Linked DNA regions of Homo sapiens: region 1 is linked to region 2. A link is an interaction called in ENCODE POLR2A ChIA-PET data of the cell type or tissue named here. Cell type or tissue: HepG2. All regions are shown on one strand.

What was found. Peaks named below come from ENCODE experiments on the same cell type or tissue, not always from the same donor. Only the 100,000 strongest peaks of a DNase experiment are listed, where the experiment ranks them.
Region 1: POLR2A ChIA-PET joins it to region 2 with 5 read pairs; 2 of 35 experiments call an interaction of 5 or more read pairs at or near these places.

What each region holds. Positions count from the first base shown.
Region 1 is chr20:44,250,692-44,255,691 of GRCh38, forward strand. The region is part of intron 1 of GDAP1L1 (ganglioside induced differentiation associated protein 1 like 1); the gene reads left to right. Among named protein-coding and RNA genes, the nearest start is that of GDAP1L1, 5.9 kb to the left of the region's middle. In HepG2, a CTCF peak has its summit at 2,974 (motif pointing right); a DNase peak (open chromatin) is centred at 3,010.
Region 2 is chr20:44,431,536-44,436,535 of GRCh38, forward strand. It overlaps HNF4A (hepatocyte nuclear factor 4 alpha), which reads left to right. Exons shown (of 10, transcript NM_175914.5): 10 at 1-1,310. Among named protein-coding and RNA genes, the nearest start is that of LINC01430, 17 kb to the right of the region's middle. In HepG2, a CTCF peak has its summit at 227; DNase peaks (open chromatin) are centred at 156, 2,356, 2,826 and 4,276; H3K4me3 peaks cover 685 bases.

The sequences.
Region 1 (5,000 bases), 180 kb before region 2:
CTATCATAGGTCATTGCTTGGGGCCACAGGGTTTGAAGGAGGCTCTAAATGCCTAAGGTCAATGTTAGGATGCTTCTGAGGCTGTTCCTGCCCCCAGCCTCCTCCTCCTTTGTGGGGAAGAATGAGGCCAGGAGGGGCAAAAAAGCATAGAGTCAGGAGACCAAGGTTCTAGTGCTGCCAGTCCCACTAACTGGCTGTGTGACCTGACCCTCTCTGGTCCTCAGTTTTCTCAGCAGGGAAATGAACCAGATGTTTGATACAACGTGCCTCCCTCCTCCTTCACCAGGCAGGAAGAACTGCCCTACCTCTCGGTGCCCGTTGACTTTGGGGCATCCATCTGTCCTCACAACTGCCCCTTTTCAAAAACCAAGACTGCTACTTCCTAGCTGTGTGACTGGGCAAGTTACTTACAATCTCTGTGCCTGCTTCCTTTTCTTAAAAGTGAGGGTACTGGGAGGTACTAGTACCAATTTCATTGGAATTCATAGGGATTAAGATCTAATGCATGTAAAGCTCTACAATAGTGCCTGGCACAGAGGAGGTGATAATAAGAGTTGGCTGTTGTTACTGCTGTTATTTCCACCAGAGTGAGTCTCTGAGGGTCGTCTCTGGCTCCCTGCAGCAAGCCTGGTTCATGGTTCCCTTACTGCCTCCTCTCAGGGTCTGCCCTGTCTTGGATGTACCTCTGGAGGGCCCCTGGCCCAGCCTTCAGATCCCAGGGGCAAGAGACCCAAGTCTGGGGCCTGCCAGAGGCCAGTTCAGACACCCAGGCATGGCAGGAGAGAAGCAAGGGGGTGAAGGATGAGTTCTCTTTCCCACCCTGCCCTTGCCTTTCAAACTCTTAGGGCTGACCCTCCAACTTGTCCATGCTGCACTTGACCGTGTACCGCCTCCCTTCACCTAAGAGGAGCCCCAGAGAGGAAAGCTGATGGGGGCAGCAACGAGATGCATCTCCCTGCTTCTCTGCTCAGAAGCCTGCAGTGGCTCCCCAGGTCCCTCAGGAAAACTCCAGAGTCCTCTCAATGGCCTCAGGCCCTCCTGCAGGGTCCTAACCTTGCTTGAGTCAAGACCTAAGTTGGGGGAAGCTTATGGGCCCTTCTCAGAATAATGTTTTTAATTGAATAAAATAAAATGTATAGGATTTTTAGATTAGAACGAAAACCAATCGTATTGAAGTACGGCGTTATATAATAATATTTATGTTTCTTTATTAACCCCTTATATAACACGGTCTGGTGGCCGGTCTCATAACAACTGTCATGTTGGAGTCGTGATGAGTGCGCATGATATTTTGAGACAACTGCAACAACTGTGAAGTGATGAAAATATCTGATTCCTAGTGGTGACAATATTGCAGGCACTGCTAAACGCTACCCTACTTTATCGCCTACATTCATAATTGAAGAAAATGCTAACTGTCAGTTTGAGATTACTGAAAATAAACATGTAATTTTCCCATCCTAGTTCAAGGAGCCCCTGAATTAATTCATGGACCCCTTGGCCTGGGAGTGTGGATTAAAAGATCCTGTGCACAACCCGGCCAGGCGTGGTGGCTCACACCTGTAATCCCAGCACTGTGGGAGGCCAAGGTGGGTGGATCACCTGAGGTCAGGAGTTTGAGACCAGTCTGGCCAACAGGTGAAACCCTGTCTCTCCTAAAAATACAGGCTGGGCGTGGTGGCTCGCGCCTGTAATCCCAGCACTTTGGGAGGCCAAGGCAGGCGGATCACCTGAAGTTAGGAGGTTGAGACCAGCCTGACCAACATGGTGAAATCCCGTCTCTACTAAAAATACAAAAATTAGCTGGGCGTGGTGGTGTGCACCTGTGATCCCAGCTACTCGGGAGGCTGAGACAAGAGAATCGCTTGAACCTGGGAGGCGGAGGTTGCAGTCAGCCGAGATTGCACCACTGCACTCCAGCTTGGGTAACAAGAGCGAAACTCAAGCTCAAAACAAACAAACAAACAAACAAAAAACAAAAGTTAGCTAGGCATGGTGGTGCATGCCTGTAGTCCCAGCTACTTGGGAGGCTGAGGCAGGAAAATCGATTGAATCCAGGAGATGGAGGTTGCGGTGAGCTGAGATTGCACCATTGAACTCCAGCCTGGACAACTGAGTGAGACCCTGTCTCAAAAAAAAAAAAAAAAAATCCTATGCACAACCCTTTCTGCTCCTACCCTCCTCGTCTATTCCTGACTGCTCTGCTCCAGACACACTGGCTTCCTTGCTATCTTTTGAGTATGTCCAACATGCTTAGAGCCTTAGCACTGGCTGTTCCCTCTGACTGAAGCTCTCTTCCCCAGGTCCCTGTGTGGACCACTTCCTCACTTCTTTCAAGCCTTTGCTCAAGGGCCACCTTCTCGAGAGGCCTGCCCTAATAGACCACCTTAATTAAAATTGCTACCTTTATCCCTGACACCATGGTACCCCGATTCCCCTTCCCTGCTCTATTTTCTCTTTTTTTGGACGCACTCACCGTCTTTTGACAGACCAAATTGCTTACCATCTGCCTGCCCCCACGGACATGTCAGTTCCCTGAGGGCAGGGATCATTGTTTTGTTCACTGCTAAGTTTCCAACAAGACCTGGCACATAGTAGGCACTCAATAAACAAGTGGTGAAAAGTGATGGATTTGCAAGCTGTAAGGTGTTATGTTAAAAAGCCATTTGATTCTGTAAATCTAAAACTGCTCTAAAAATAAGGCCTACTAATTTTTTTAAAAAAAGAATTTGAAATAAACTGAGGTCAGAGATGCTAAGTGTTTTATACAAAGTCACACCGCAACTAAATGACTAGGCAGAGACAACAACCCAGCCCATCACATAAACAAGGGCCTGGGTGAGGAGAGGCAGTGCCTGACCCATGACAATGCGGCACTGTGGGTGATTTTCAGGCACCAACAGGGAAGTTCGTTTACCTAGAGATGGTTGATGTCTGATCACACTAAGTGGTGACCACCTAGGTCTGGTCCAGCCTCCAGGGGGCAGAGATGGCAGATGGCCTTGGTAGCTGAATGCCCTTCCCTTAGGCTTGGCTTCCTCTCTGGGTCCCCTTCCTCCACAGGGTGACACATGGCTCTGGCCTGTAGCTCAGCTAAAGGTGAAAGTCTCCTTGGCCGCCTGCCAGGGTGACCCCAAAGCAGCTCCAAGCAGGATTATCATGCCTCTAAAGATATAGTCCCCTCCCCAAATAGCAGCCCTGATACTTTCATGGGAGACCCAGGGTAGAGCATGGGAGCGGCCCCTGGAGGCAGGTGCCCTGCCAAGATGGAAGGCCAACTGTCTGGCCCTACCAAGGGCAAAGGCCTGGTTTGGACTCTGTTTCCACCCATTCAGAGGTCCCAGCTTGGCCTGGAGGATGGAGGGCCAGGTAAAGACAAGAGAAGGGGGCTTTCTGCTCCAGCCAAACTCCAGTCTCCACTACTCTGGGCTTCTCCAGGGCACAGGCCGCCCATGAGCTCAAATATACACATGCATACCTGCTCCCACGCATGCACACTCACACTGACCGGGAACACACATGGCACACACTCACATGTACACACATGTGCACTCTCACATCCACACTCACACAGTCCTTGAATACTCACACTTACTCATACACTCTTCCATGCACACCCACACTCACACACACGCAGACACGCAAACACATTTGCTCACTCATACACACGCACTCACACTCAGACCCAAACAGATGCTGCCCCCAGGCTGCTCACTCTCTGCAACAGTTTTTCCCCCTCTCTCAGACAGAACGAGAAGCTCCCTCCCACTGCCGAGGAGGGAAGCAGAGCCAGCCCTGTCTCCTGCCTCCTGCAAGGTTGTGAATGTAGTAGTGTCAGCTTGCAGCAGGGCTGCGGGGCACTCTGTGAACACTGAATCCAGCCCCCTTGTTTTGCTGATGAGAAAAAGGAGGCTCAGAAAGGGGCAGTGATAGCTCTAAGGTCACACAGCATTGCTATGGCAGATCCAAGATGAGGACTTGAGTCCCTGCCTCCTAGCCCAGGGTCTCTACCTGCACCATGCGCCCCACCTATAGGACCTGCTCTTGGCTAATGGAGCAAATAAGTCTGTGAATGAATGTTGGGTGTTTCAGGGCAAGTTACCCTTCCCTTCCCATGATCCACCAAACAGGAGGAGGTGTTTATGTTCACTGTGAGGGTGGGGCATGAAGTACTCTAGGACACACCAGGGTGTGTGTGTGGTGTGTGTGTGTAATAAGTGATGCTAGAACTCATGTATTAACCTTCTGTGCTGGGGCTGTCTCCACAACAGCCCATTTCAACCTCACACTTGCATTCCTCACTTCACGGAAGCTAGAAATCAGAGAGAGCAAGTGACTTGTTCAAGGTCACACAGCAAATAAGCAGTAGAGCTAGGCTTCCAAGTCAAAGTCTGTCTGCCTCCAAAACCTGCCCTCATACCAGCAGCTAAGACACATTACCCCTACTGTGTTCCAGGCACCATTCCACAGGGACTAAGGAATTTCATCCTCACAGCGGGCCTCCGAGGCAATTACTATAGGACTCCCACTGGATAAGAGGGGAAACTGAGGCACAAAGAAGTAAAGCTGCCCAGGCATGGTGGCTCACACCTATAATCTCAGCACTTTGGGAGGTCAAGACAGGTGGATCGCTTGAGGTCAGGAGTTCAAGACCAGCCTAGCCAATATGGTGAAACCCCATCTCTACTAAAAATACAAAAATTAGCCAAGTGTGGTGGCATGCTCCTGTAATCCCAGCTACTCGGGAGGCTGAGGTAGGAGAATCGCTTGAACCCAGGAGGCGGAGGTTGCAGTGAGCCGAGATCGCACCACTGCACTCCAGCCTGAGCAACAGAGCGAGACTCTGTCTCAAAAAAAAAAAAAAAAAAAAAAAAAAAAAAGTAAAGCTACTTGTAAAGCCAAGTCATCCAGCAAATAAGTGTAAAGCTGGGATTTGAAACAACACCGTTCAGGTTCTGCCCATGACGCTGCATTGCCTCTTCTGGATGCTTAACTTGTCC
Region 2 (5,000 bases):
GGCCTGGGTTTGAGGGCTGCTCCGGAGACCGTCACTCCAGGTGCATTCTGGAAGCATTAGACCCCAGGATGGAGCGACCAGCATGTCATCCATGTGGAATCTTGGTGGCTTTGAGGACATTCTGGAAAATGCCACTGACCAGTGTGAACAAAAGGGATGTGTTATGGGGCTGGAGGTGTGATTAGGTAGGAGGGAAACTGTTGGACCGACTCCTGCCCCCTGCTCAACACTGACCCCTCTGAGTGGTTGGAGGCAGTGCCCCAGTGCCCAGAAATCCCACCATTAGTGATTGTTTTTTATGAGAAAGAGGCGTGGAGAAGTATTGGGGCAATGTGTCAGGGAGGAATCACCACATCCCTACGGCAGTCCCAGCCAAGCCCCCAATCCCAGCGGAGACTGTGCCCTGCTCAGAGCTCCCAAGCCTTCCCCCACCACCTCACTCAAGTGCCCCTGAAATCCCTGCCAGACGGCTCAGCCTGGTCTGCGGTAAGGCAGGGAGGCTGGAACCATTTCTGGGCATTGTGGTCATTCCCACTGTGTTCCTCCACCTCCTCCCTCCAGCGTTGCTCAGACCTCTGTCTTGGGAGAAAGGTTGAGATAAGAATGTCCCATGGAGTGCCGTGGGCAACAGTGGCCCTTCATGGGAACAATCTGTTGGAGCAGGGGGTCAGTTCTCTGCTGGGAATCTACCCCTTTCTGGAGGAGAAACCCATTCCACCTTAATAACTTTATTGTAATGTGAGAAACACAAAACAAAGTTTACTTTTTTGACTCTAAGCTGACATGATATTAGAAAATCTCTCGCTCTCTTTTTTTTTTTTTTTTTTTTTTTTGGCTACTTGAGTTGTGGTCCTAAAACATAAAATCTGATGGACAAACAGAGGGTTGCTGGGGGGACAAGCGTGGGCACAATTTCCCCACCAAGACACCCTGATCTTCAGGCGGGTCTCAGGAGCTTCTAAAAATCCGCATGGCTCTCCTGAGAGTGGACAGAGGAGAGGAGAGGGTCAGAAATGAACGCTCTTCTATTTCTTGTCATTACCAAGCCAATTACTTTTGCCAAATTTTTCTGTGATCTGCCCTGATTAAGATGAATTGTGAAATTTACATCAAGCAATTATCAAAGCGGGCTGGGTCCCATCAGAACGACCCACATCTTTCTGTGGGTGTGAATGTCATTAGGTCTTGCGCTGACCCCTGAGCCCCCATCACTGCCGCCTGATGGGGCAAAGAAACAAAAAACATTTCTTACTCTTCTGTGTTTTAACAAAAGTTTATAAAACAAAATAAATGGCGCATATGTTTTCTAAGTCCTTGGATAAGTATCTTTTCTTTCAGGTATCAGAAATAAGACTGAATCTTCTGGTTCTACTTGGGGGTTAAAAAATTTTTTTTAAAGGAAGAATGAGAATAGTTTTATAGTTCTTTGTGATGTGCAGAATGTTTTTGTGTCCATTATAATTTTTCAGTCTTCACATCAAGAGGTAAGCAGTTAGACATGATTACTCCCACTTTCCAGATGAGGAGACTGAGGCTTGGGGGAAGTGACTTCTCTTGGAAGGCAGAGGTGGACATCTAACCCTGGTCTCTTGATTCCAAGTACTTAGTATATCGAGAGAGTGAAAGTTGATCCCCCTTCTTGAAGAGGGGAGTGATGAGGGGAGAGTGCAATGGCAAGATCTGGAAGAATGGCAAGAGGGTCCAAGGGTCTGTCATCCTCCACCAAGGTTCAAGACAGAACCTTTTGCTGGGTCACCTCAATCTGCCAGCAATGGAAGATGAGTAGCTGTGGGGACATTTCATAAAAGCAAGTGGTTTTTTTGTTTTGTTTTGTTTTGTTTTTTGTTTTTTTTTCTAGAACAAGGCTGTGCACAGTGGCTCACCTCTGTAATCCCAGCACTTTGGGAGGCTGAGGCGGGAGGATCACTTGAGCTCAGGAGTTCGAGACCAGCCAGAGCAATATAAGGAGACCCCATCTCTACAAAAAATTTAAAAATTAGCCAGGTATAGTGGTGTGTGCCTATAGTACCAGCTACTCTGAAGGCTGAGGTGGGAAGATTGCTTCAGCCCAGGAGTTCGAGGATGCAGTGAGCTATGAATGCAACACTGCACTACAGCCTGGATGAAAGAACAAGACTCTGTCTCAAAACATAAATAATAAGTAAAAAGAATAAAAGCAAGAGATGCACTTGAGAATCTCCAGCCAGATCTGTAGCCACTGGGCTTCTCTCCAAGGCTAAACTATTACAGGAGGGTGGCCTTGTGTCTCGGTCACCACAGACCACAGCGTTCCATTCACTCGGGGTTGTGCTGGAGCTGGCTTGTGAGAACTGACTGTTAGCTTCTCTTCCCAACTCCATGTTTGCCAGTGCCACACTGATAGCTTGAAATTGGTTATTGCCGGAGTGTTTACACCACAAGGACTAGCAAACTCTACAAATCCGGGCTTTTGTTCCTGGAGAGCCCGTTGTTAACATTCACCAGCACACCACAGCATTCGGCAATGGCTGGACCATGGGATGCCTACATATGGGGACATCCTCCTTGGGGATGAGGGTAGAGCAGGGCGATCCTTTCACCTCTTCCTTAAGGGAGGGGACAAAAGTTCTGGTCTGGGAAGCACACGTTTTGCTGATCAGCGTAACCTTGGGCAGGTCACTCCACCACTCCGAGCCTCATCTGTAAAGTGGGAATGATATCTCCCTCCAGGGCAGATGTCAGGATTCAATGGAATGAGATCACAGTAACTGTGAGAGCTCCCGTTACATGAGGAGTACAAGTGAACTCTTCATGCGCCCCTTTTTAGCGAGAAGTTAACCATTAAACTCTCCAGGCTTCAGAGCACCCATTCGCTGTCTACCTGATCCCTAGGGCCGCTCCCGCCTTCCCCTGTGCCTTCCCTCCACTAGTCAGCACCAGGAAATGTTTTCGATAACGTTGCAACGGAGGCCTTGTTCATGCTGCCGCCATCGGGGACAAGCGCGGGGGGGGGGGGGTGGAGGCCAGAGGAGACTATTTCAGTCCTAAATTGTGCTTAATAAACCCATATCAAAACCATAAACCCTTGGCTGCCATAAATTCCTCTACCCTTGGATCCTCCACCTCATCAGCCCTTTGCCCTGGTTAATCTCAAATCTCAGCGCAGGCAGCCGGAGCTTTAGGTTTGGTTTCTACTTCAGTTGCTAAACAGCATCAGCTCAGGTGGCAGACAGTAAAATTCCCATTTTAGAGATGATGAAACTGAGGTTCAGAAAGGTGAAGAAACTTGTCCAAGGTCACACAGCTAGAGACCCCAGCCAAGACCTGAGCCCATGCTTCCACCACCCAGGTAGCCTGATTAAGAAATGGGAATTCTTGGCTGAGCACAGTGGTTCACCCCTGTAATCCCAGCACTTTGGGAGGCCAAGGTGGGCGGATCACCTGAGATTAGGAGTTCAAGACTAGCCTGGCCAACATGGTGAAACCCCATCTCTACTAAAAATACAAAAATTAGCCGGGCACAGTGGTGCACACCTGTAATCCCAGCTACTCAGGAGGCTGAGCCAGGAGAGTTGCTTGAACCCAGGAGGCGGAGGCTGCAGTGAGCCGAGATCATGCCACTGCACTCCAGCCTGGGTGACAGAGCGAGACTCCATCTCCAAAAAAAAAAAAAAAAAAAAAAAGGAATTCTCAATTCTCAAGCTTCTCGGGGAGACAGATTTGAGGTTTCCTCTTACATCTTTGTTTGGTGGCCCTACAATTAAACCTCTTTCTCTGCTACAAAACAATGGAAAAAAACTGGAATTTCTAAGGCTCCTCATTTTTTTTTTTTTTTTTTGAGTCAGGGTCTCACTCTGTCACCCAGGCTGGAGTGTAGTGGTGCCATCATAGCTCTCTGCAACCTCTGCCTCCAGAGTTCAAGCAATCCTCCTGCCTCAGCCTTTTGAGTAGCTGGGGTACAGTGTGCCAGCACACCTGGCTATTTTTTTCTTTTATTTTTAGTAAAGATGAGGTCTTGCTATGTTGCCCAGGCTGACTTCTTTTTAGCACCTCTGAAAAGTTGTTTCCCCAAGCCATGCTACTAGAAGCTTCTTATTCCATCATTCCATCATTGCTCAGAGTGGGGACCAGAAGTAGAAGGGACCCTGGGTGACAGGCTGCTTGAAGATCCAAAGAAAGTTTCATGCAGTGTGAATGGCCTGTCATCCCAAATTGGTGAAATCGTCCTACTTCCTCATTTGTGGAACCCAGATAACCTTTGAGCTACACTTCTCAAATCCACGTATCATATGTAAATTCCAGGATGTGATCTCAGAGGCCTGAATCACAGGATCCCAGGCAGCTGTTTGACAATGGTGGAGTTAGACACCAAATCATGATGCCAAGGACATTTACTGGGCTCTTCCTCTTTGCCAAACATGGCTGGACATAATTTAATTCCCACAACAACCTCTGAGGCTGTCATTCTTGTGGTTCTGTTTCACAAATGAGGAAACAAGACCGGTCATGGTGGATCACGCCTGTAATCTCAGCACTTTGGGAGGCTGAGGCAGGTGGATCACCTGAGGTCAAGAGTTTGAGACCAGCCTGGCCAACGTGGTGAAACCTCATCTCCATTAAAAATACAACAAAAAAAAAAAACCAGCCAGGCGTGGTGGCATGTGCCAGTAGTCCCGACTACTCGGGAGGCTGAGGCAGCAGAATCGCTTGAACCCGGGAGACAGAGGTTCCAGTGAGCCGAGATCATGCCACTGCACTCCAGCGTGGGCAAAAGCTTGAGACCCTGCCACAACAACAACAACAACAAAGAGGAAACAGGCTCAGGAGGAGAGAGGAAGGGACTTGCCCAAGGTCCACACACAGCTGGTCACCAATCCATACCTGGTGTGGCCGCTGATCTGATGCTCATTGTCTGACTCCAGGGGCCAATATGAGGCCTCGAGGAAGACACTGGTGACTCCATCACTGCGTGGTGGGCACAGAAGTAGTGTGAATGGTGGAAAGCTCATCTCATGACAAAT